3 separate regions of the Mus musculus genome follow, and all the other regions are linked to region 3. A link is a loop called in an ENCODE intact Hi-C map of the cell type or tissue named here. Cell type or tissue: heart. All regions are shown on one strand.

Region 1 (8,000 bases), 100 kb before region 3:
TCACAGCCTGATCTGCCAGCTTCTCCCCTTATGCACCGGGGCCACTTCTCTTGTTATTGTCCGTACATAGATATAGGTCAGCACCCACTCTGCCCCTAGAAATCAAGTTGATGAGTTACTACCTGCCCTAAGAACCTTCTTCACCTTCCTGGGTTTCACCCACCTCACATGATAGCTCAAGGGATAGTGGTGGTCCTATGATGCAAGGGAACATGGATGGTGGCCTGGCCCACCTGGTAAGACCAGCCTGCAGGAGTGAGGGAGGACTCCTGAAAACACAGTTTGTCTTCGAGGTCAGGGTCTGTGTATGTTTGCTCAGTCCCCGAATAAGAACTCAGATCAAAGATGATGCTCATATGCCTTTTGCAGCCAGAGCAGAAACAGTGATGAGGCTGTTAGGGTGCACTGTAATAGATGCAGAAGGATGAGGAAGAAAACAGATGGGTTTGCCAAGGCAAGCTGGCACCTTTCATGAGGAAGCTGTAAAGCATCCATCTCAGTACTCATACCAGCTGCGGGTCAAGCCTGAGATGGTGGGCTAGCTAGAGCAGCAGAGGGCTAACACACACCTGGGCTGCAGCAGCAAGCAGAACTCTTGGGAAGGCTACAGGGCAGAGGCAGAAAGCAGCCAGGATTGCTGAAACAGTGGAGACACCATGTATAGATGGCCTCAAAGTGGTGACTGAAAAACCAGACTCAGCACTCGACAGTCCCTCAGACACGCTTGGCTCCCTCTTTTCTCTCTATGCCCATCTCCAGAATCCTCTTTTGGGACTAAGCTGTCATGCTTTGTGTCTACCTAGTATATTGTAGGAGACCCAGTATGCCTGCCAGGGCTCATCAATGGATACCCATGATGCCTGCAGACCAAAGCACAGTGCTCATGGGTCAAACCAGAAATAAGCAAGCCACGGTGTTCCATTGCAGACTGCTGCTCAGGTTCTGAGACCAAGTCAGAAAAAAGATGTGCAAGATGCAGGACAAGTCCCAGGCCATGTGGACATTACATGGGCATGTGGGAACCCAAGTGGACAGTCAAACTTATGTCTGTCCCTTGCCACTTTGGATTGCATCAAAATGTCCCCCCCAGTTCAGGCCTGTCCTCACCTGAACATTGGGTTGATGCAGATGACTCAATGATCCTTCCTCATCTACTCAGGATAAGGGTGCCCTGGAATTGATGGTGGTGTCTGCATCCATTAGAAGAGAACATTTAGACTCAGACATAAACACACAGGGGAAGCTTCTGTAAACAAGAAGCCCGGGTTTGGGGAATGTAGTCACAAGTTAAGGACCCCTAGGATCTCCTGAGCTTGGGAGAAGCAGGTAGGACCCCTCCTGGAGCCTTCTAAGAAACACTTGATCTTGGATTTATGGTCTTCAGAGCTGTGCTAGAATAAATTCCTGCTTTTGGAAGCAACCCCCAAATACCCACACATACTCCCAAACAACAGTAAGGGGTTGCCAAGGCAAGCTGGCACCTTTCAAGAGGAAGCTGCAAAGCATTCAGCTCAGTACTCATACCAGCTGAGGGTCAAGCCTGAGATGGTGGGCTAGCTAGAGCAACAAAGGGCTAACACCACAAACCTGGGCTGCAGCAGAAAGCATTTGGAACCCACCTCTGACACACAGTTTCTGTTGCTTTCTGTTTTAGTCAGTGTTCTATTGCTGTGGAGAGACATCATGATTGTGGCAACTCTTATTTTTTTTTAAAAAAAAAGCATTTATTTTGGGTTTGCTTACCGCTTTAGAGGTTTAGTCTGCTACATCCAGATCCATAGGCAGCAGGAAGAGAAAGCCATTGGGCCTGGTTTGGGCCCTTGAAACCTCCAAAGCCCAGTGGCACACTTCCTCTGAACAAGGCCATGCCTCCTTATTGTTTCAAATAGTGCCACTCCTGGTGACCAAGTAGTCAAATCTATGAACCTATGGGTGCCATCAAGCTACTACACTCTTCTTCCCTCCAGGTTAATCTTATTTAGGCTAGTTGACCAAGGGCTGTAAGAAACATTAAGAAGTGAGTGTTCAGAAAAGCAGAATCATAAATTAGACATGGTGGTGCACTTATCATCCAACACTCAGGGGATGAAGGCAGGAAGATCAGAGATTAAAGGTCATCTTTATTACATAGCTAGTCTGAGGTCAGCATGGGCTACAAGAAACCATCTTCCTACACAAAAATCAGTTTTCTTGTACCCCACAATTTCAAGGCCAAAGTCAAGGTGCCCATGCCTGTAGAGCTGATTTCTCCTTAGGTTGTATATGGTTTATAGATGGCATCTCCAATCTTCTTTGAATGACACATTATGTCCTGTCCCTATCCAAGTCATACCCTGGTATTCATGTCCCCATCCTTGGATAGGAATGTGTCTATATCTACATGCTGATGATACCATTGTGCCCATGTTTCACATAGGTGACACCTCTGTGCCCATGTCCTATCCAGGTGACACCTTTGTGGCATTATCCCCTCCATATGACACCTACGCCCATGTCCCATCTAGGAGGCAGCTATGTTTGTGTCCTATCTTGGTAACACCTTTATGCTTAGGTCCTATCCAGGTGTTATCTCTATTCTTGCATTCTATCCAGGAGACACCCCTGTGCCCTTATCCATTCAAGATGACAACTCTGTTTTGTTGTCCTGTGGAATCCATGTGCCTATGTTTCATTCAGGAAACACCTCTGTGTACGTCCATTGGGACTCCTATGCCCATGCCCCATACAAATGACACCTTTGTACCCATGTCCCGTCCAAAAGATTCCTCTGTGTCTGTGTTCCATCTATGTGTCTATATGTCCCATCTATGTGTCCTATCTATGTGTCCCATCTATGTGTCTAGAAGGTCTAGAAGGTATCTCTTCTGTATATAGAAAGATCTCTATACCCATGTCCTTCCTGGGTAATACCTCTGAGCCTGCATCTTATTGAAGTGATATTCTGTGTCCATGTCCTATATAAGTAACACTCTTATACCTATGTTCTCTCCAGATTACAGACACCACTGGGCCCATGTTATATCCAGGTGGCACATCAGTGCCCATGTCCTGTTCAGGTAATACTCCTGTGTCCATATCCCATCTGTGTGACACTCCTGTGTCCATGCCCCACCTGTGTGACACTCCTGTGTCCATATCCCCTATGTGTGACACTCCTGTGTCCATGTCCCATCTATGTGACACTTCTGGGTGCATATCCCATCTATGTGACACTCCCATGTCCATGTCCCAGCTATGTCACTCTTTTGTGGTGTTGTTTTGTTTTGTTTTTTGAGACAGGGTTTCTCTGTGTAGCCTTGGCTGTCCTGGAACTCACTTTATAGACCAGGCTGGCCTCGAACTCAGAAATCTGCCTGCCTCTGCCTCCCAAGTGCTGGGACCAGCTATGTCACTCTTATGTACCAACTTATCTAAGTCAATATCATATTGTCATGTTAGCATCATCTACAAGCTTTTGTCCAGATACTAGGTGGCACCACCATGCTCACAGTGGTATAAAAGACACATTGTGTGGTTAGTTCTATATGGGGATGGTGTCCAGAAGGGGACAACGGGAGCTGGTTCCCAACTGAGAGGGCCATAGTGTGAGTTTAGGACATAAGTCTTGGCCATGAACTCAGAAGAGACTGAGGCTCCCCTGGATGTTTCACTTCCACTCTCTCTATGCTCATTCTTTAGGAACGTTACTAAGAAGGAATCTGAGAAAGCAGAGCTCTTTCTCCACCACTTGTCTAAGTTCCACAGCCAACAACAGGGCTCAGACTAGGCTCTCACTGGATACTAGCCCCCATTAGAGTACCATGCTTCAGTTAGGTTCTGTTTGCCCACCAGCTGCTAGCCATCACCTAGTCCTCAATGTCACGTACTATTACAATGGCCAAAACAGACTAGACTTGACCCCAAGAGCCCCCCTCCCCGCCAAAGCTTACTGCCCTCATTGTACTTTCTGCCCTGGCAGTCCCCAGATTGACAAAGGCATGCCTAACTTGTTTCTGGAAGAAGAGATCTAGCTCTATCCCATCGAAATGCAAATGAACCACTAGGAGTTTAGCCTGACCAAGGAAGCTTTCCTGCTCACTGTCCATTCAATGCAGTCAAAAGTGCTGTGACTATACAGGAGGAACATAGCAGTGCTGTGACCATACAGGAGGAACATAGCAGAGGCTAAAGGGCCATGGTGCCATGTAAGTGTGTTCTGTGCAGCAACTGATGACCAGACAGTACTGAGTCTGCCTGGAGCCTGAGTTAAAACCGAGAAAATAGCCATTGCCTACAGTTCCCGAATCACCACAAGGAAAGAAAAAGGTTGGTGAGAAAATAGAGATTCTATTTTCATGTCCGGGGGATGAGCGTGCAGGGCACTTACACCCAGGACTCAAAGGAACATGCTACATTCACACGAGCATCCAGGAGGCATAAGAATTCTGCAAGGAGACCATGCCCTATTCTTGGACGTCTGCTGAATCAGTTGTGGGGTTTATACGCGGGAGTTGCCGCGTGGTGGCAGCAAAATCGATTGCGCCAAACCTAAAGAGCCCCCCCACCCCTGGTATTGGAATTCACAAATGGCAATGCTGTGGGTCACCCAAGTTCAGTACCTCAGGGGGGTCACAAATGCCACTAGGGGGGCAGGACACATGCATTTTCTAGGCTGGTACCTCGTGGACTCGGACTCCCAAATCAACAAGGTCGGCTTACTCTCTGCAAAGAATCCTTTGTGTGTAAAGACCAGGGTTGCCGCACGGCGGCAGTGAAGTCTCGTACATCGCAGTCCTAAAACGGATTGCAACTGATTGAGTTTTCTCCCCTATCACCATCTATGATCCCATAGTCATGGGCTTCATGAGGCCAGGGGTTCATGCTAGTCCTTGATAAAACGTTCTCAAGAGCTATCTCAGGTATCTGACTTATAGGGTTCTGGGGCCATCAGCGCTATTGTGTGAAAATTGAAGTATAGCTACTATGTGTGGTGATCATGGAATGTATTGCAGTACCATAATGCAGACCCCACTAAGCATGGTCCTCAAATTCTGCACATCTATGAGGACACCTGACCTCCCTACCCAAAGAATCACTTAAGGAACCGCCAACAAGAAAGTCTGGTGATTTGCGCTTTCGTATTCTAATTGGGGCGTTCAGATGCTAATGATCTCCGGCTCAGGGCTGCAAACAATTCTGAAACTGCATTCTCTCTCAATGGGGCTCAGCTGCCAGCTTGGCAGCTGAGGAATCCTACATCAAGCCTTGGGTGTCAGCCCAAAATCAATTGAAGAGGTGGTAGGACCCCTGGCTGGTTTGTGGCAGATAATCGTACTTATGGCAAAGTTGGGGTTCACCTGTTTTGCACTGTCCCGGAGAGCCTTGTTAAAAGCAGAAGGCAGGACACCTATGCCCTTCCGGAATGGTCTCCTTTGGTCTCAGACCCCATAAACCAGTGCATGTGGTTCGATGCCAGAAAGCACAAAAGCCGTTGTGAGTGGAAAGACCAAATTGCTGCGCTGGTGACTGTCATCTTAAACATTATGTTCCAGAGACAGCCAAAGTTAAGGTTTGCCCATGACAATGTCCAAGGGCCAAAGTTCGGGTTCGCCCACAGCAATGTCCGAAGCCGCTATGCCTCAGTGGTCGATATGGTTTATAAGAGGTTGGAACACTTGTGTTTCTGGAGGGGGTCCCTTTGGTCACTGAACCCCAAAACCAGCCAGTGTGGCTCACTATAGGAAGGCATAGAAGCTGTTATGTGCAACAAGGGAACGGATGCTACCGCGCGGTGGCAGCATACTCCTATATATCGTGGCCCAAATGCTGCCAACTTGGGGGGAGCGATTCATTCCCAGCAATATCCCAGGGTCACCCAAATAGGGATTCATAGGGGTGGTAAGATGTGTGCACCTCTGGAATGGTTCCCTTACACACTGAACCAGAGAACTTGACTCATTCCCTACACAGCCCGAGATCGTCAGTGGCTGGTAAGACCGAAGTTGCCGAGCAGCGACCAGTGCAGTCCCACATACTTTATCATAGAGGTGACCAAAATTGCGGTTCACCTATGGCAAACTCATGGGTCACTCAGGCATAGCATTCAATGATTCATAAGGGTCATGGGGTGGTACAACACACATTTCTTGGGTAGCTCCTTCAGTCTTGCGCCCTTCACGATCGATCGGTTCACTCTCCACGCTGTGCAGATTTGGCTATAGCTAAATGGACAGACGATGCCGCGTGGTGGCAGTACAATACTACATATTGCTCGGCAGACGCGGCATAGGTTGGGGTCCGCTGTGACAAAGCTTTGAGTACCCCAGGTTCAACAAAGGGATCAGGCATTTGTGCACTTACGGAATGGTCCCCTTCTGCCTTGGGACTCCTCAAGCTAGCCAGATCTGTTCAATCCAAACTCAATACAGAATCGGTTATAGGCGGGAGACATAGAAACTGCCGCGTGCGTGCGTCCACCGAAACCCCATAGCCATAAAAGCAGAGGCTGGGGTTCAACCATTGCAATGTCCCAGGTAACCTAGGAACTGTAGCAAGAAGTTGCAAAGCTGAGATTAGAGACTAGGAGAAGTCAGGGATCCGCTTAGTTTGAAGTGAAGCAGGAGGGTGGGTAGCAAGAGGGAGCATAGCGGGTGTGGCATGGTGGGGTTGTATAGCGTGGGTTATAGCGAGGGGGTATAATGGGGAGGTATAGTGGAAGTATAGTGGGAGGTATAGTAGGGGTATAGCGGGGGATATAGAGGGAGTTATAGTGGGGGTATAGCGGGGGCATAGCGGGGGCATAATGGGGGACATAGTGGGGGGCATGGCAGGAGGGGCATAGTGGGGGTATAATGGGGGTGTAGTGGGGCGGTATAGTGTGGGTATAGTGGGGGACATAGCGGGGGTATAGTGGGGGTATAGCAGGGAGGGTATAGTGGGGGTATAGCAGAGAGTATGGGGGCCATAGGGGAAGTATGGTGGGGGGTATGGCAAGGGGTATGGTGGGGAGGATGACAGGGGGGATATAGCAGGGGTGTAGTGGGGAGGATATAGTGGGAAGTATAGGGGAGTATAGCAAGGGTGATGTGGGGGGTGATGGGAGACAGAGACCAACTGCCACCACACCAGTGAATAGCTTACATGTGATGGCCAACCCTCGGCCTTTAGTCTGCTGATGCTGCCAGGGTTCTTGAGGCTCATTAGAAGATGGGGTCATTCTTTTCCATCTTATATACCGATCTCTGAAAAGGATCATTTGTTTAAGAGCGCAGAGATAGCCACAACCACCACAAGGTGACAGCACAGACACACATTACAGCGCCAAGATAATAGAGGCTGGGGTCTATTTATGACCAAATTGGAGGTGTCCGTCAGTATCATAACTTAGGGTCCACCCACAGCAATGACCAGGGCTTTTCACAGAGTAAAAATGAAGGATCACTAGGAGCCAGAAATGAGTACTCAGCTGACATGCAGCCACTAGGCTGAGGATCTGCCAAGGTGCTATTGCACCTCACATAGGTGAGAACCACTGCTGAGTGGTCATGACTGGTCAGCCCTTGAGTCCTCCTCCCATCTGGAGCTCCGGTCACTTCCATCTAGAGCTGCTCTACTCTCTGGTGCCCTGATTTGTGGATGCTGACTCTGTGGATTTCAGCTGCATAACTTTCAACAGAAGCTAAGAGCAATGGTATACGCACGCACGTGGCTGGAGGGACAGGGCATCTCTCCTGTCCCCATTCTATCACTGATAGTAGTACTTCAGTAGGATAGGGAGACCATACTGTGCCTCCGGTTGACTGGGGTGACCAAGACCAGACTGTAAGATAACTAATAAAACTCATCGCAAGAGAGTCCTGACAAACGTGACGACTCACCCAGAAAAGGGACGGTGAGGAGTGCCCAAATTAGCTACTACCTTGTTGAAACCACTGCGGCCAGATAAGGTCAGTCAAGCAGACTAGGACAAAGGCTGGGGGTTAGCCACTCGTAGGCTGTTCATACTCCGTGGGATAGTATGA
Region 2 (8,000 bases), 58 kb before region 3:
CACAGTCAAAGTCACATATCATAGACACACACACATACACAACTGGCACAGTCTCATACTCACGCACACTGACACAGTCAGATACACACACACACACACACCAACACACAGACACATACACACCAAGACACACAATGACACAGTCATATACTCAGACACACAAACTGAAGCAGCTACACTCAGACACATACATTGTCACAATCTACATATTGTGGCAGTTAGGCAACACACACTCAGACACACACTGAGACAGATGCATTAAAACATAGTCACAATCTCAGCTGGGTGTGGTACACACCTTTGATCCTAGCACTCTAGAGGCAGAGTCTGATCTCTGTGAGTTTGAGGCCAGCCTGGACTACAGAGCGAGTTTGAGGACAACCAGGACTACAAAGAGAAACTAAAAACCAACAAAACAAAACATACACATTACAAAAACAAACAAAATCAGTCACAGAATCATACATACAACTCTGAGACACAGTCATACTCCCAGGCATAGTGACCCACTAACAAGGAACACAGGCAGAGATACTTCATTGACGGACCCAGTCAGTCAGTAAAATGGCAGACACACCAACGCCTTGTCACAGTCACAAACACAGAACTCAGGCCAAGAATAGTGACACACACCTTTCTTTAATCTTAGCACTTGGGGCAGAGACAGGCAGATCTCTGAGCATGAGGCCAAAATGGTCTACAAAGCGAGTTCCATGTCAGCCAGGGCTCCACAGAGAAACCGTGTCTCAAAAAACCAAATCTAAACCAACACCACCACCGCACACAGACTCAGACATCAATGCTGAAAAGCGATAGACACATGCCTTCATGATTCTAGTCAGCGCAGCTAAAGGCACATGACTTGGCGCCTTTAAACTCTTAAAAATGATCTGCATATGCGTGGTGGCCATGCTATTGGTATGTGTGCTGTGAATGTGTGTGGAAATCAGAGGACAGTTTTGTGAAGTTTGCTCTGTCCATCCACTTTACGTGACTTCTGGGGATTAAACTCTGGGCCCTGGGCTCAAAGGGAAGTGCCTTTATCTAGCCATCAATCCTGCTGGCCTTTTGCTCCTTGTTATCTCTTGAGAACCTCCGTCCTGAGAGTCATACTGTCTCCAAGGGGCTCTTTCATGTCTCATCACCCATAGCCTCTGGTCGCGGTGGCCTGGCTATCTCCCTGCAATGTCAGAGTCCCTGGAGCCTGCAGATCTGTCTCTGATCTCCCTCCTGCCCTTCCACGTCCTTCCTGCCATTGTATCACACACACTAAAACCTGTCTGGACAGGCAATTCCCTCCCAGCCTGTCCCCCAACCCTGAATGAGGACTGCAATCTGCAACTGTTTCCTGGGGCTCACATGTTTGCCTAGCAGTGGGCCTCTGCTCCCATGGAGCCACCCTGAGCTGTCAAGTATAGATGTTCACACTGCTGTCTCTGCACCCCAGAATACTGAACCACCTCAAGTTCTACCCACTGTCAGGGCTACTGAACTACATGTGTCGGGAACCCAGATGTATAATCCACTACAAAAGGCAAAGTGTCCACCAGCTCTTTCTCCACAAAGAATTTTTATTTGGGCTTGTCAGAACCACTGTGCTCACTAGGGTCTGTGGTCCAAATCCTGCTGTCATAGGTCATAGGCCAAACCAGGAAGGGATACCAGGGCACCTCAGGTCGCTGCTTTGCCTCTGCTGGGGTAGCTCCTCTTCCAGAGGTTCTGGAGAACGGGGGTCCTTCTCTGGAAAAAGATCTGGGAAAGTGAAGGTCTGCCCATGGGCCTGGGGAAAGAAACAGGGGCTTAATTGAGAGTCACAGGCTAGCCTTCCTATCACACCCAGGGACTCATGGCTGGACTGCTAATGATCCTGGACTCTGGAAGACAGACAACAGGATGATGAGCCGCCAGTGTCTCTAGGCAGGGTTCCTGCTGGGAAAACAAACACCTTGCAGGCCAGCCCTCCAACCTTTATCTATCAGCAGCAGGCTATTACTAGGACAATGGACCTTTTCATGGACATTATCTCTTTACAGGGGTCTGCACCAACCCAGGGCTCATTAAAAGCAGTCCAGCAAAGGCCCATTCACCAGGCGGCTGCCGGTGGAACTGGGGGCAGGAACTAGGAGCAGAAAAACAGGACACAAATGACGTCTGGTGCCATGCTAAAACTTTTTCCATCCAAAATATCTAAAGGCCTTCAGCCACATTAAAGGCCGCCCTCCTCCAGGCTCCAAACTTGGCAAATAAAATGCACACAACGTACACAGAAACCTACATACGCAGCAGTCTATAAATCAAGCCCGGCTTTGCAAATTAACTGCTTTTACGTCTTTCACTACAAGTTCAGTGTGTCAGCATGGCTGAGTCCCAGCCTGGAGCCCCAAGCACATGGGCCAGAACCAGTGAAGGCCCTAGAAGGGAGAAAGAAGCCATCTCTGCAAAGCTCTCAGGGCTAGGAAGCTCACTTGCAGCCCCTACTAACGTCTCCAAGATAAGAGGTGTAAGATGGAAGGGGCACAAAAGAGCCAACCTGGAGACAGAGACCCCTTCCTGCCATTCCTCCTTGTCTGGGAGGTGGACAAATAGGGAGTTCTGAATCTGGGAACTTAGTAAGTTCTGTCAGAGGTGGACACTCTGGGGCTGGGCTTAGTTGGTAGAGTTCTTGCCTAGCACCCACAAGGCCCTGTGTTTGATCTCCAGTACCACATAAGACTTTGGTGTTGTTCATGCCTGTAATCCTAGCATAGAGAAGGGAGGAGGAGGCACAAGGATCAAAAACTGAAAGTCATCCTTGGCTACACAAGGAGTTCAAAGACAGCCAGTGCTACTGGAGACCATGTTACAAAAGTAAAATGGGGGAGGCAGCAGCCTATAAGCAGAGCTGGCTGCCCATCCAGAATTGACTGCTGGCTTTGATGGCAGATGAAGTCCTAAACAGCTTAAGGTCCAGAGATAAAGACAGCCTATGCAAGGGGCTAGCGGGGGATTTTGAAAGAGCAGATGTGAGGGACCCGCATCACCATCTATGGGTACCAGTATGAAGACTATCTCTAAGAGATAATTGCTTCATACTTTAGAAAAAAATGTAGCCACCCACCCTCTAAGGAGGGAGAGCCGGTTTTGAGGGGCCCAAGGCAGGAAAGGAAAAAAAGGCCAGGGGAAAAAGTGGAGAAGCCAGTCCTGACTCCAGTAATCCTAGGGCCCCTACGGGCCATTGTTGGGCTGGACTGTGCCTGCCCGCAGCATTTACTCTGGAGCCTAGAGCTCATGGCCTGTGTGCAGCACTCAGTCAAACACTGTTCTGTGTAAACATGGTCAATGCTCTTTTTGTTGTGTGGGGACTGAGAGCTTGCTAAGGCTCCCTCCCCACCAGACCAAAAAGATGTTTATCAGGTTCTCAGAAGAAAAATGTGGTCGCCCACCACGTGGGACCTGCCTTTCCCCTGCCACACTCACGATGAGCTTTCTCTCCCCCCTCCCCTAGTTGCCCCTTCCTGAGCCTCACAGTGCCGTTACCAGAAGCCAGAAGCCCCCCCACCCGTAAAAGACACACTAAGAAGACAAAGACTAAGACAAAGACAAAGACTAAGAAGACAAAGACAGCCTTTGCAGATACAACCAGAAGTCCCAAACACGAACCATTTCTAGGCTGGAGCCGGGAAGGGGGTGTGTTACAAATTTTAACTCTGGTTGAGAAGTCTCGCCTAGTGGGGGCACAACAGGCCCCTCCATTTATCACAATTTCACAGAGGAAGGTGGACATGGCTGGTGGCAGCTGCAGCTGCCAGATGTAAGAACTACTGAGTCCAGCTTTCATGAGTGTGGTGGGGAAGAGGAGGGGAATGTAGGGGCTCAGATGTCTCAAAAGCCACTTGTAACCATAGCTGTCTCTGAAGTGACTTGTGGCAAATGCCAGCATATGGATGTGGCCCCCCAGGCCGTGACAGAGACAGATGGGTGGATTCAACACCTAGCTCACAAACACACACACAAGCCTTCAGAGGGCCCAGGCCTTCCTTTCCCACCTGCATGGGCTGATTTTATGTACAGCAAATATTAGGCCCTGTTTAGAACAACTGTAGCTCTTTTTCCAGCAAAGCTGCCTCCCTCCCTTACAGGGTCTTTGAACAAACAGCCATGCAGCACGGGAGGGTGGGAGGGGCCCATTCTCAATAGCACGAGACTGCCATCTAGCGGCCTGCTGTGGAGGCTGGGGCTCCCTGGAGAGCTGTTTACACTGAAACTGGAGAAATTGGAGGAAGCCCCCCTGTGGGGTTCAAACAGTGGGGGGCCAGTTAATGGACCCTGCCGAGTAGAGTCTTCCTTGAGAGATTCCCGGAGGTCAAAAGGGATTCTGTCCAGAGACTGAGACCAAAGGGTACTTGTAGGTTAAGATTTGGTCTCAAAGGCAGTGGGTCGAGGACAGAGGCTCTAAAAGAGAGCAAGCTTGAAAATGTGGCTCTTTCCAGGCAAGTCTGGTCTTGTGAGTAAAGGCCCAGACTAGGAGTCTGCTCCCAGGACCCCAGGCAAGGATGAGGTGAAGGGGCTTTGGTACCCACACTCACAGAATCACTGTCATGGCTGACTAACAGAAGAATGTGTAGGGTCCGTATACCCCAGATGTCTCAACCTTTTCACAGCACTGGGCTTCTAGGGGAACATAAACTCTGCACCAGGCAAGGTATCCTCACAGAGCGGTGGCTTTTCACATTCACCCTCTGATTTCTGTTTCCTCCAAACACATGTAACTAAGGCATGGGCTTGTAGCACAAAATAAGGAATGGATTTACTGAGGACTACAGAGATGATCTGCGGAGGTGCACTAGGACCTGGGCTCCTCCTGCCCCGATCTCCAGGTCTGGGCTCTGCTAAGGTAGAGGGAATTGCACAAACAGCCCCAGGACACAGATGAGACAGTGAGCAGAAACAGAGGCGGCAGGTCAGCCGGTCTCACTCACCAGCTGCACGTAGGCCACTTTGTAGTCTGGTTTCTTGATCCTCACATTCTTGTGATCCCTCCTCCTGTTGGAGCCTGTGAGGGGACAGCAGACCAGACCCTGCCTTAACTTCTGGCCCCTTGATGAGCCCCACAATCTAGAAACCATTTTCTAGTAAGGCACAGGATATCATCTGGAGGTGGAGTGGGGAGGGGGGTTTCAAAAGGCAGGCTGAACACCAGAGGGGGGGTCTCAGACAAACATCCCAGTTTCTCTGTTTAAGTAAAAATAGTCTTTGAGCTGGCTGGTGGTGGCTCACACCTTTAATCCCAGCACTCAGGTGGCAGAGGCAGGCAGATCTCTGAGTTAAAGGCCAGCCTGGTCAATGACAAAAAAATAAATAAATAATGTTTTTGAGAATAGAAATGACAACAGAAGAGTTTAAAAGAACAAAAGGAATTTTTTTTTTTTTTTTTTTGGTTTTTCGAGACAGGGTTTCTCTGTATAGCCCTGGCTGTCCTGGAACTCACTTTGTAGACCAGGCTGGCCTCGAACTCAGAAATCTGCCTGCCTCTGCCTCCCGAGTGCTGGGATTAAAGACGTGCTCCACCACGACTGGCTACAAAAGGAATTTCTTTGCTCTCTGGTGAAATGGAGATTCTCTAGGAAGGGCATTTCTTTTTGTTGTTGTTGTTTTGTTTGTTTGTTTTTTTGTTTGTTTTTGTTTTTCGAGACAGGGTTTCTCTGTGTAGCCCTGGATGTCCTGGAACTCACTCTGTAGACCAGGCTGGACTCGAACTCAGAAATTCGCCTGCCTCTGCCTCCCAAGTGCTGGGATTAAAGGTGTGCTCTACCACGCCCGGTAGGAAGGGCATTTCTAAGAGGGTAGCACTACTAGCCAGCCTTGGGCACTAATCAATCTGCCACTGATGGGCTACTTTAGGATCTACTACAGGAGGAGACTGTGGAGGCCTACTAGAGACCAGCCCAGGCTAAGGAAGTGGTTCTAAGGAACAGAGGACATTTCAGGGTCACAGCTAGAAGTGTTGGGGACCTTCAATGAGCTACATAGAAAGAGGCTGGGCACCCTCTGGCAAGACAAGGCACCCAAGCCCCTCAAGGCCTTTGCTTCCCCTCTGGAGTCTGAAGACAACAAGAAGTAGACAAGGGGCTATGTCCTGGTGGCAAGCCACCAACACAGGTACCCACCATGCTGCACCCGTGTGCGCACGGCAGCCACGGGAACATTGTAAATCTGCTCAAGGTAATTCCGAAGGTCCACCCTGGTCATCCTGGATGAGACAGAAAGCAAACAAGTTTGAGCTAAGCCTAGATAAAGAGATATCCTACCCAGGGATAAGGGTGAAAGTCCAAGGAGCAGCTGTGGCCAGGTGAGGCTGGCTCCAGTGTTGTCCCCTCCAGACAAAAGGATGAGCTAAGAGTTAATGAGGGTGGGATTTCATCAGAGTTGTTTACTTGGTCCTCTCCACCTGGATCCTTGACCATTACCTGGAGCCAGGTGGGCTCACCCTGATCAAATGTAAGATATCAGGCCTGTCGCCAGGCTGGGCTCCTATCTGTAACTAAAGACTCGCCCCTAGGGTCTATGAGACATGTGCTGCCAGAGGGGCCTCTCTAGGACTTGGGGGACAAAGCCCATGGTGGCTTTCAGTACAACCCTGGCTACCATAAGCTCCTGTGTATGTCTGGAAAGCCAAAGAGACCCTAACCCAGCTCCTCCAGGGATCTGCTCCTGCCCCCTGCCCCTGCTGAGCTGGTCCCTGTGGATTTTAGGACTCAGAGCAGTACAAGCAGTTGGGTTGCACTGAACCTTCCTTAAAAGGGGGCACATGGAACTGCGAAGAATGAGGTAAGGGACTCAGAGCTCACATCCTAGAAGCCCTGCAAATCTCAGCATGCTCCAACCCAGCCTCCGGGGACTCCTTTCCTGGGAAAAGGATGGAGGCAAGAATTCAACAAATCTCAGGCTTTCTGTTAAGCTTTCCCCAGGTGGAGGGCGAGCCAGGAAGCCAGCCAAGAGCATGCTTACTCTTTGGCTGCCTGAAGCTCTGCAAACACCAGGCCCCTCCACCATCCGCTGAGCAAGCAAAGTGGCCCCAGGTCTTTCCACCACAGGAAAAGCCTGGCCCTGGGGAGCTAAGCTAAAAAACAGGACAGGACCCACATCCTGGAGGCCACTCCCCAGCCCCTGAACTCCTTTGGGCCTCACTTACTCCATGGGGATCCGGAACTGCACGGTATCTTCAGGCTGTGCAGTACCAGGCCGCACCAGCTGAATGAAGAAGTTAGTTCGAAATACACGGAGCTGGGGGCCACCCAGTTGGTAAAGGGGGTACCTGCTCAGGAGAAATCAGGGGATTGAGGTTATACACACAGTACTGCAGGCTCATGTGTCCACTCACATCAGCAGAATCGAGGCAGGGTGGGACAGTTACACATAGGACCTGTCCCTACTATATGGTTTCATTAGTAGGGGGGACAAGCAGCTTCCCAGCCTAGTCCTTGGCCTCCCTACTGGGTTCCAGGGCTACTGACACTACAGCCTTCCTATAGAAAGGTCAAAAGGACAGCTAAAAGAGAGAAAGAAAGAAACAAAAACAGGAACTAAGGCTCATAGCTGTGGTATGGGAGCAGAATAATGGTCCCAGCTTGTAAAATTGTAAGAACAAGGAAGGAAGGACCTCATAAACAGGGCAGTGGTGGTACTCAGCTTGCAGATACCACCTCTTCCAAAGGCCTGCTGCTAACTCCTGCTTCTGGGGAGTGGCCAGCCCGGAAATATCACCCCCACCCCCACCCCCAGGGCCCACAGAAGTTCCTTGAGAGGGAGGAAAACAGGCTGGGGGCTAGAGAAGACAGTGTTTCCAACATGGCTCCGAGCTAGCAACACCTCACTGGACACCTAAAACTATCTAAACAAGCAGGACTTGGTGGGATAGCCAGTTTCCACCATTATCAGGCCTGTAGAGAAAGCAGGATCTCTGCCTGGTGGTCCTGCTCGCCTCCATGCCCACCTGAGCAGACATGGAGAAGGACAGGAGA
Region 3 (8,000 bases):
GTGGCTCTAAGGCCAAGACACACACCCCTACCCCCAGTATGTGTTTCTGCCCTGGTCCTGTGTGGTAGTAGATAGGGGTCCAGGACCCAGCAGCTTACAGTGTCTGCTGTCCTGGCTGTTCCAGGGAATGGCCACCATCATCTTCTTTATCTTTGTCCTGGTCCTGTAGCTGCCTCTCTCGCTCCCGTTGACGCTGCTCACGGGCAGCCTCTTCCTCGTCTTCTTCTCTCCACTGAGTTGTGAGCCTGGAGGCACCATCACAGAGACAGTCATTCTATGTGACTGAGATAGTCATACTATGAGCCCTTTTGCCAGCTGGTGAGGGTAAGCCCCTGGACCAGTCTGCAGGCCTCAGTTTGGTCCAAGATAAAGGCTATGCAAAGGCAGTTGTAAAAGCACCTGTGGCCAGGGGAGTAATCTCAGGGCTCTACATACAGGTGACCCTCTGGAAGAAACATCAGTGTTCACATAGGCTTCAGGCAAACCAATGTTGGGGCTGATGGTCAACTGTCCTGCTGGCTGTCTCCTAAGTTAGAGCAGAGTTCCATGTAGGGGACCAAGGAGGACTTTGGAAAAGGTGATGGAGAGAGAGGGAGGAAGAGAGGGAGGGAGGGAGAGAGAGAGATCAGATAGCTACCTCTAAGGTCCCCATCTGGAACCTTCTTTTCTTCCCCCCAAGAATGCCATGTTGGTAGCTACCACACAGCCTCCTCTAAGTGTGAGACTGCATCTAGTAGCCACCAGGTCAGATTTTCTTTGTCTTTCTATAGCCTCTTCCTCTCTCTACCTTGAACTTAGGGACATTAGAGTACCTCACCCTCACCCCAGAGTTCTCTGTGGAGTCTCTCTGGGTTATTTTGAAGGAGGGGAAACTGAGGCAAGCAATATCTACAGTCCTTAGAGCAAGCTGACACCCAGGCTCCTTAGAGTCCCTTTCCCCTAAGCCAGGGGATGGTCAGAGGAATCAGGCTGGCTGGGCTCAGAGGATCTGGAGACCCTACAAAACAAACCTGTGTTTCTGGTGTCTAGTAGATACCTTAGGCCTTCACCACTGTCCCCTATCCTGACCCCACCCCCCAAACAACCCAGCTAGAGCTGACAGGGTCTGGGTCCTTTGTTTCTACAGTTCTTGCTGCCCCAAGGCCAAGGTGCACAAACTGCTAAGAGTTGTCTCTCTGCTGGGGTCTCTGTGCTCCCCGGGCAGTGTCCGCCGAATGACCCCACATCCCTCTCCCCTCTGGGCCTCAGTCCCCTGGCCAGGAAGCCCTGCCAGTACATGATCTAATCTCTCCAGGTCTCCCCTAAGCCTCTCAGACGAAAGCCAGGCCTCTCCGCAGGCTTCAGGATGAGGTTCACTCCTCCCTCATCCCCCACCTCCCGCCCCACCAGCCACATGGGACCGCAGCCACGCAAGCTGTCTGCCCGCTCCTACCTCGCACCCCCAAGCCGAGCTGCCTGCCTCAGCCTCACAAGGGCCTTCAGCTTCCAGCCTGAGAAAGCCCCTTAATTCCCAACACCTGGCTCCCATCACAGGCAGATGCAGAGGGCCTCCTGGCTCCCTCCATGGCCTCAATCAATGTGGGGGCTGCTTTTGGCCCCTCTCCACCTAGTGAATTATAGCTCTGTGTGTCGCTCCTTGCATACACGTTTACCAGCAGCCCCCCAAAGATATCAGGGCAGAGTGGGTGGGGGGAAGAGAGCTCCCCATTCTGCCTGCTTCAGAGGCAGACCATAAAGAGATACCCCCTGGGGTCAGTTTGTTCTTGCTATCTGAATCTATGCATGTGCAGGGTAAGTGTACATGTATTTGAGCCTATGTGTAAAGTTCTTGTATGTGTGTGCAAGCACTTTAAGACTGGAGATTGGAGCACAGGACTGAGCTCATCTCTGGAGTATGGGGTGTGTGTGTGTGTGTGTGTGTGTGTCTCACTTTGAATGGGATCAGAGCTTCACCTGTTCTAACAAGGGCAACCTTCCTGCAAGCATTTTTATTTGCAGGAACCCTTGGGGTACTTCACTCTTGGAGCAGAAAGTCCAAGCTACCACAGCCTGTCACCAGCACGAAAAGCCTGGGAAGAGGGGCTGGGAGCTGGGTTTGCAATGAGTATAGGAATGAGTACAGGGACCCAAACACAGATCTCTCTCCTGACCTGGGTACAGGATACACACACATCTGGTGTGGCCACGTAGGCACTCACACACAGGCCCTCATACACACGTGCTCACACGTGAGTACACAGGGTCACTCTCAAACCTGTGCAGGCAAGGGTTGGGAACAGGGGATCACAAACAGCAGGTCCCATCCCCTTCCAAGCTCCCTCAGGGGGCTGCCCCTGCCTCACTATTTACTGTTTTGCTAACCATCACCCCGACAACGTGGTGCCGGCCTGAGCCTGGGACTGGCAGGAGGCCAAAGTGTATTTTCTGAGAACATCCTTTGTGGGACCCACACCCCTCCAAAGTTACCCCAATTTAGCCCTTCCTGGACAAAGTCTTGGGGACACAGTGGGGGTACAGGGTAGGGGTCTACTAGCATCACCCCTCCTGTTTCTTGCTGGGAAGAAGCTTGTCCCAGCTCCTGACCCTGCTCTGAGGCTGAGGAGGCCTGGGGCCCCTTTCCCCTGCCTTTTCCCTCCCGCCTGCCTCAAGCAATGAGTAATGCGCCCCCTCCCCATGACCTCACCCCGTCACTATTCCACAGCTGGGCTCCGTTCTGGGAACTGGAAGGGGGTGGCTCTCCTGGGGTGGGGTGGGGTGGGGGCCTCTGGCCTGGGAAAGGCGCCCCCCGCCAGCGGCCCAGACCCCTTGGCACGTTCTTCGGAGCTGTCAAGACGCTGGCGATGGCCGCCCCGCCCGTGGCCCTGGCCCCGCGCAGCTGCAAGGGATTTGGCGTTCCCGTACAAACGCAATCAGACCATTTCCTGAGTCTGTTCTGGCTCGGGGGGCCCAGGGCTCAGCCTGGGGGCTGAGGAATGGGGCCCTGTCCCCCCACATCCTGCCCACGCAGTCACAGGGCTTACCACAGGCTGGGGCTGGGGTTGGAGCTGGGCCTGGGGCTGGGGCCCCACCCAGGTGCTCCAGGGTGTATAGACCCCCACCAGCTCCCGCTCTGAGTGGAGCTCTTTAACTCAAGGCAGTTACCCCTGCCTTCTGCACCCCTGCTCAATGTCTTGTCCCTCTTCACCCTCCGCACCCCTTCTCCTCCCACCCCCCTCCCGCGCTCCCTAGATCCTGCTGAGAGCCAGGAGCGCCCATCCTGGGTCCAGTTTTCCCAGTTACCCACCCTCTTTGTTCTCCCAAGAATAATTCCAGGTCGGCAGGCTTCAGTCCCTGTTGCAATTCTGCCCCCTGCAGGCTGCCCATGTGACTGCCCCCTCCAGCTAATTTGAACCCAAAGGTCAGTACTGTTTCTACACTCCCCAGGGAAACAGTAGAGAGGACTGGGGACTGGGATCCTTCAGGCCTCCTCCAGGGACCCCTCCTATCACCATCTCCTGAGTAGCAGGGGACTGGAAGTAGTGAGGAGCCTGGAGGCAGCCACCAGGAGTAGTTGAATTGACTCTCTGGGACCACCAGGGTCTCTTACCCTCTGGGGAGTATCTTTCCCAAGGTCACAGCCCTGCTCATCAGGGGTGCACTTGATGTGCAAGTGGTAGAGCCTTTGGGAGAAGGGGCAGAGCAAGGAAAAAAAACCTCCTGGTACAGGCTCCCAGAGATAGGGGCAGACCTCTGAAGGGGGGTTCAGGGTAAGTCTTGAGTGGTTGCTGTAGGTCCCCACCCATGTCTCACACTTCTAAGCACCAGTCCCTGTAGCTGTTAGCTGCAGGACCCATTGATTGTTGGATATAGGGGGTCCCACTCCCTGTGGACAATCTACAGAGGGGTTCGGGTGTACAAATGCTTAATTGCCACCCAACTCCGGAAAGAGGCGTGGAGGTGGGTATGTGGGGTGAGCTCAGGGTGCAGAGCCTGGTTAGTAGGAGAGTGGTTATGTAAGGCAGGCAGGAGAGTACAAGTTCCCTCCCTGAGGCTCAGATGAGGAGAAAGGAACCTGGCCCCCATCTGGTTCTGGTTCAGTGTGCTCTCCATCATCTTTCTAGCACAGCATGGACATGGTGGGATCACTCTTTTCTTATTGTCAGGGTCAGTGTATTGAATTGGGCAAGACCCTGTCTCCACTGCCCAGAAAAGCACTGCAGGAAGTTGTTTGAAGGGGTGGGGCACGATCTTGATCACAATTATGAAGGATGAATGGGACCTTTAGGCCAAAGAGAAGGAGAGTGACATGAAGTCAACTGTTCAAGAAGTATGTAGACCTCGGAGGGACTCCATGGGCCAGCAGGGTGGCCCTTCCAGGCATGAGTAGATCCCACATGTGGGAAGCCCTGGTTCTGTTCAGGATCAGACATGGAAGGATGGAGGAGTGAGATGTAGGCCAGAAGTAAGTGGGAGAAAGAGAAGCCAACTCTGTTCTAAGCTGGGCATGGGGGACAGGGAAGTGGCCTTCAGAATGGTCCAGTGTCCATGACATGTGCAGCAAGACCTGGGTCTGGGCTGGGAGAGACACTGAATGAAGCCTGGATCTGCAGCACGGGATGTGAGTGCCCCTGGAGATAGACAATACTAGGTCATGGCTGCCAGAGCCCCATCCTGAGGGCAGAGACCTTTAAGGGGTCCTGCAGCAGTAGCCTGAGTAGCTCAGAGGTAGCCAAGTGGAGCCGGGGTAGATGGCACAGGGAAGGCTGGATTATTTGGCCGCCTGGTACCCAGGTCTTCCCACCCCAGGGTACTGCTCAAGGCACTGTGGAGAGGAGGCATCCAGGAGAGGAGGAAAAAACACCCAAGTTGATACCTGGGGCTCAGCCTCAGTGGCTCAGATTCTTAGGCTACTGCCCGTGGTCACAGATATGGACAACCAAGCACACCTATGGGATCTGGGCTTCCCACTTTTAAGAATTGAGCCCTCTATTGTGTTCTGAGTGCTTCTCTGCCCTGTCCTCGGGACACAAGCAGTCCACATTCTTGGGACTTGGTTAGTGTTTATCTGTACAAGGGATAGATAGCTCTGAAGGGTTATGGTAGCCAAGCCTAAGGGGTGGGCCTTGGGAAGATTAAAAAGTTAAGATTGGTTGGCTGGGGCTATGGGAGTCATAGAAGGTCCTGGTCAGGAAGAAAAGATTCTCAGAGCCAGGAAGCTCTGGCTGCCTCAAGGGTAGAAGGCAGATGAGGGGTGAGCACAGTCAGTAAGGAGTTAATTGCTGTCATGGGAGCAGCCCAGCACAAGGGCCCTGGGATGGGGACACAACATGGAGGAAGCTGCAGAATCAGGATGAACATACCTGTTTCCTGCCCTGGGGAAAAGAAGAATGGGCTAGCAGGTGGGAAGGCAGTGGGGAGAGCCTATGGGTGCATGTCCCTGGGAGAGCAAGGATAAGGGTTAGGTGGGATCGCAGCTCTGCAAGGGAATGAGGAATGAAGGAACTCTCCTACACATGCATGTGCCCATACACACACACACACACACACACACACACACACACACACACACACACACACACGTCCTATACACATCCAGGCCCAGCCTGGGGTTCTAGGAGTTAGACCTCCTACAGAGGGCCTCAGAAGAGGCTGTGAATTCCAGCTCTCTCCTTCCCACCAGACGGAGGTACTGTTCATTGTAGGTGGGCCAGATGACCGCCACTCTTAGTACCCTTTGAATGCAAAGGCTCCTGGGGACTGTCTTCATGAACAGCTAAGGCAATGTGCCTCCATCATAACCTGTGCTGTCCCCACAGGCCATACCCTGCCCACAATTCTGCCTTTTCTTATGGGGCAGCACACTGTGTTGGAAGACATCTAGTTGTCTCTACCCAGGACCCCCAATCCTGTAGTCTTCCCAGCCGATCTCTGCCTGGCGTTCAGTGCCAGGGACTCTTAGAGAAGGCTGTCTGTCTGTCAAGCCTGTCAAACCACAGTGTCAGGCTGTGCTTCTGGCTCTCTCCTCTGCCTTTGTCCCACCTGACCTCTCTTGACCCCTGGATACAAACCCCACCCAGCCAGCATCCCTTCAGTTCTCTCTGTGGAACAGAGCAGGACTGCCCCTCTATTTTCTTGCAGTTGAGGAGTAGGGAAGCAGAGGCTGTACCTGGGCTTACCACCCGCAAGGGGAGTCAGAGAGACCAAGGCTTCTTTCTGACACCATCCCTGGCTCTGAAGGCTTGGGAACCTGCTTCTGCTCAATGACACCCCAATATCTACTACATGCTCTACTGCCCCCACACCAGCTGCAGTTGCCTTCCTAGGACCATGGTACCCTCCCTTTCTTTCTTAAGCATTCCCCTGACAACTGGTGCCAACTATGGTAAGCGTTCCACTACCCAGTGCATCTTAGTAGTACGGAGAGGCCAGCCCCGACCCTTGGTGTAGATCAAGGGCCACCTAAGCAGCCACAGGTTCTCTCAGTCACACAGGGCAGCAGGTGGAGACATGCAACCGACACAGGATACTTAAGGCAAAGTATCATTACCCATGCTTGCCCTGGTGGCGTGGGGGTGGGAGGGGCTGCTACAGAGTAATCAGGGCATCAAAAACATAGGCATCTGGGAGACATCTCCAGGAGAGACCATGGTGTGAGGGATCTGGGGAGAGGAAGGTGTCCAGCGCCAAAGCTGGTTTTCCCCAAGAGTGTTCTCCTATTCCCATCTTTAACAGAGCCACACCCTTTTGTCCCTATGTCTTTGGTCTAGGCCCACAACCATCTTATTGTGGCTCCCTGGCCTCTGGGGGCCTTACATGGGAAGGGAATCTTGTATCTGCCTCCCATCTATCCTTACCTCACAATCTAGGGCTACCCACTTAGTATCTTGCCACCTGTGTACTCTTTCCTGGGGTCATGCACACTCAGGTGAGGCAGGCACCATCTCTCCTCTGGGGTGAAGAAGGGATGTACCTTGGAGTCACACTTCAGAGAGAGGGTATATCAGTCCACCTAGGGACCACAAAACCCTTTGAAAGAACCTGGCTGAGTCAGGGGTAGTCCACACCAATCCATTACAGCACTCAAACTGCCCAAGCAAGCACCCCCACCCCCACGCCCCCACAAGTCTGCATTTGGAAAAGGTGTCAGACAGTCAGAGCCTCAACTCAAGGTGTGGCTGTTTCAAAGGAGTCTATAGCTGGGTTCTGCCAAGGCTTTCTTTATGATCTTGAGGCTGAGAAAATAAGAATGGTGCAGGCCCCTCTATCCCACACCTCATCCAGAGGCTGGACCAAGATTCTGCCATCAGTGTAGGGTCTAGAACCAAGCTGGTTGTCCCACAAAGAAGCCCATCCCCTCCCCTGGGTTTGGGAACCCTACCTCTTTATGATGTGTTTCCTGGTCAGTCCACTGCTGGCAGCTTCCTCATTCAGAACTTCTAACTCAAATCATCTCTGGACCAATCTGACCAGTCCCAGGTCACCCTCAGGTCTAGGGGTGGACACCAGGGTCTAGACCTCCCATCTGTCACATCCTGTCATGACGGCGGCTTGTGCTGGCCTGAGCTTGCTTTCTCCCTTCACTGGATCTGCACACCGTGTCCTCCGTGTCACTGACCAGACTTGTCACAGGCGGAGGCCAACTGCACAGCAGGCATGAGACTTCCCTGGTGCCTGAGCTCTGCTGTTCAGAACTGCCTTCAGCATCCTCATCACCAAGCTTCCGGTGGGGACTGGGCTCAGAGAGACCGTGGCTCACAGCAGCAGACAGCCCTGGCAGAATGTTCACAGCGCTCACGAGGCAAGGCTCTGGCATACTCCCTGACACGCGACGGTGGCTGGCACTGGCTTGAGACTGCCATTCCCTCCTCTTTCCTCCCTTGCTGGCTGTACCCAGATCTACCTCACCCCAAAGGCCTGGCTATAGCTCTCTTAATGGACGCTGCTCAAATGGCTCATCCTTCATCTGGTCACAGGTTTACACATTGTCTCACTTGGCTGCCCACCTGGACAGATGTGTGGCA

Evidence for each region. A loop is a pair of places that touch in the nucleus more often than their neighbours do. Peaks named below come from ENCODE experiments on the same cell type or tissue, not always from the same donor. Only the 100,000 strongest peaks of a DNase experiment are listed, where the experiment ranks them.
Region 1: it touches region 3 in a loop (7-fold over the local background); 11 of 42 quality-filtered maps call a loop at or near these places.
Region 2: it touches region 3 in a loop (2.1-fold over the local background); 8 of 42 quality-filtered maps call a loop at or near these places.

What each region holds. Positions count from the first base shown.
Region 1 is chr7:142,578,541-142,586,540 of GRCm38, reverse strand. No RefSeq gene overlaps it. Among named protein-coding and RNA genes, the nearest start is that of H19, 4.4 kb to the right of the region's middle. In heart, CTCF peaks have their summits at 4,507, 4,708, 5,732 and 6,219; a DNase peak (open chromatin) is centred at 5,787; H3K4me3 peaks cover 1,564 bases; H3K27ac peaks cover 3,033 bases.
Region 2 is chr7:142,534,299-142,542,298 of GRCm38, reverse strand. It overlaps Mrpl23 (mitochondrial ribosomal protein L23), which reads right to left. Exons shown (of 5, transcript NM_011288.2): 2 at 7,172-7,294; 3 at 6,147-6,229; 4 at 4,959-5,032; 5 at 1,554-1,780. The coding sequence ends at 1,637. Among named protein-coding and RNA genes, the nearest start is that of Mrpl23, 5.3 kb to the right of the region's middle. In heart, a CTCF peak has its summit at 4,219 (motif pointing left); a DNase peak (open chromatin) is centred at 4,208; H3K4me3 peaks cover 244 bases; H3K27ac peaks cover 7,526 bases.
Region 3 is chr7:142,476,724-142,484,723 of GRCm38, reverse strand. It overlaps Lsp1 (lymphocyte specific 1), which reads right to left. Exons shown (of 11, transcript NM_001136071.2): 2 at 99-245. Among named protein-coding and RNA genes, the nearest start is that of Tnnt3, 18 kb to the left of the region's middle. In heart, a CTCF peak has its summit at 3,363 (motif pointing left); DNase peaks (open chromatin) are centred at 1,383, 2,313, 2,853, 3,373 and 7 weaker places; H3K4me3 peaks cover 908 bases; H3K27ac peaks cover 8,000 bases.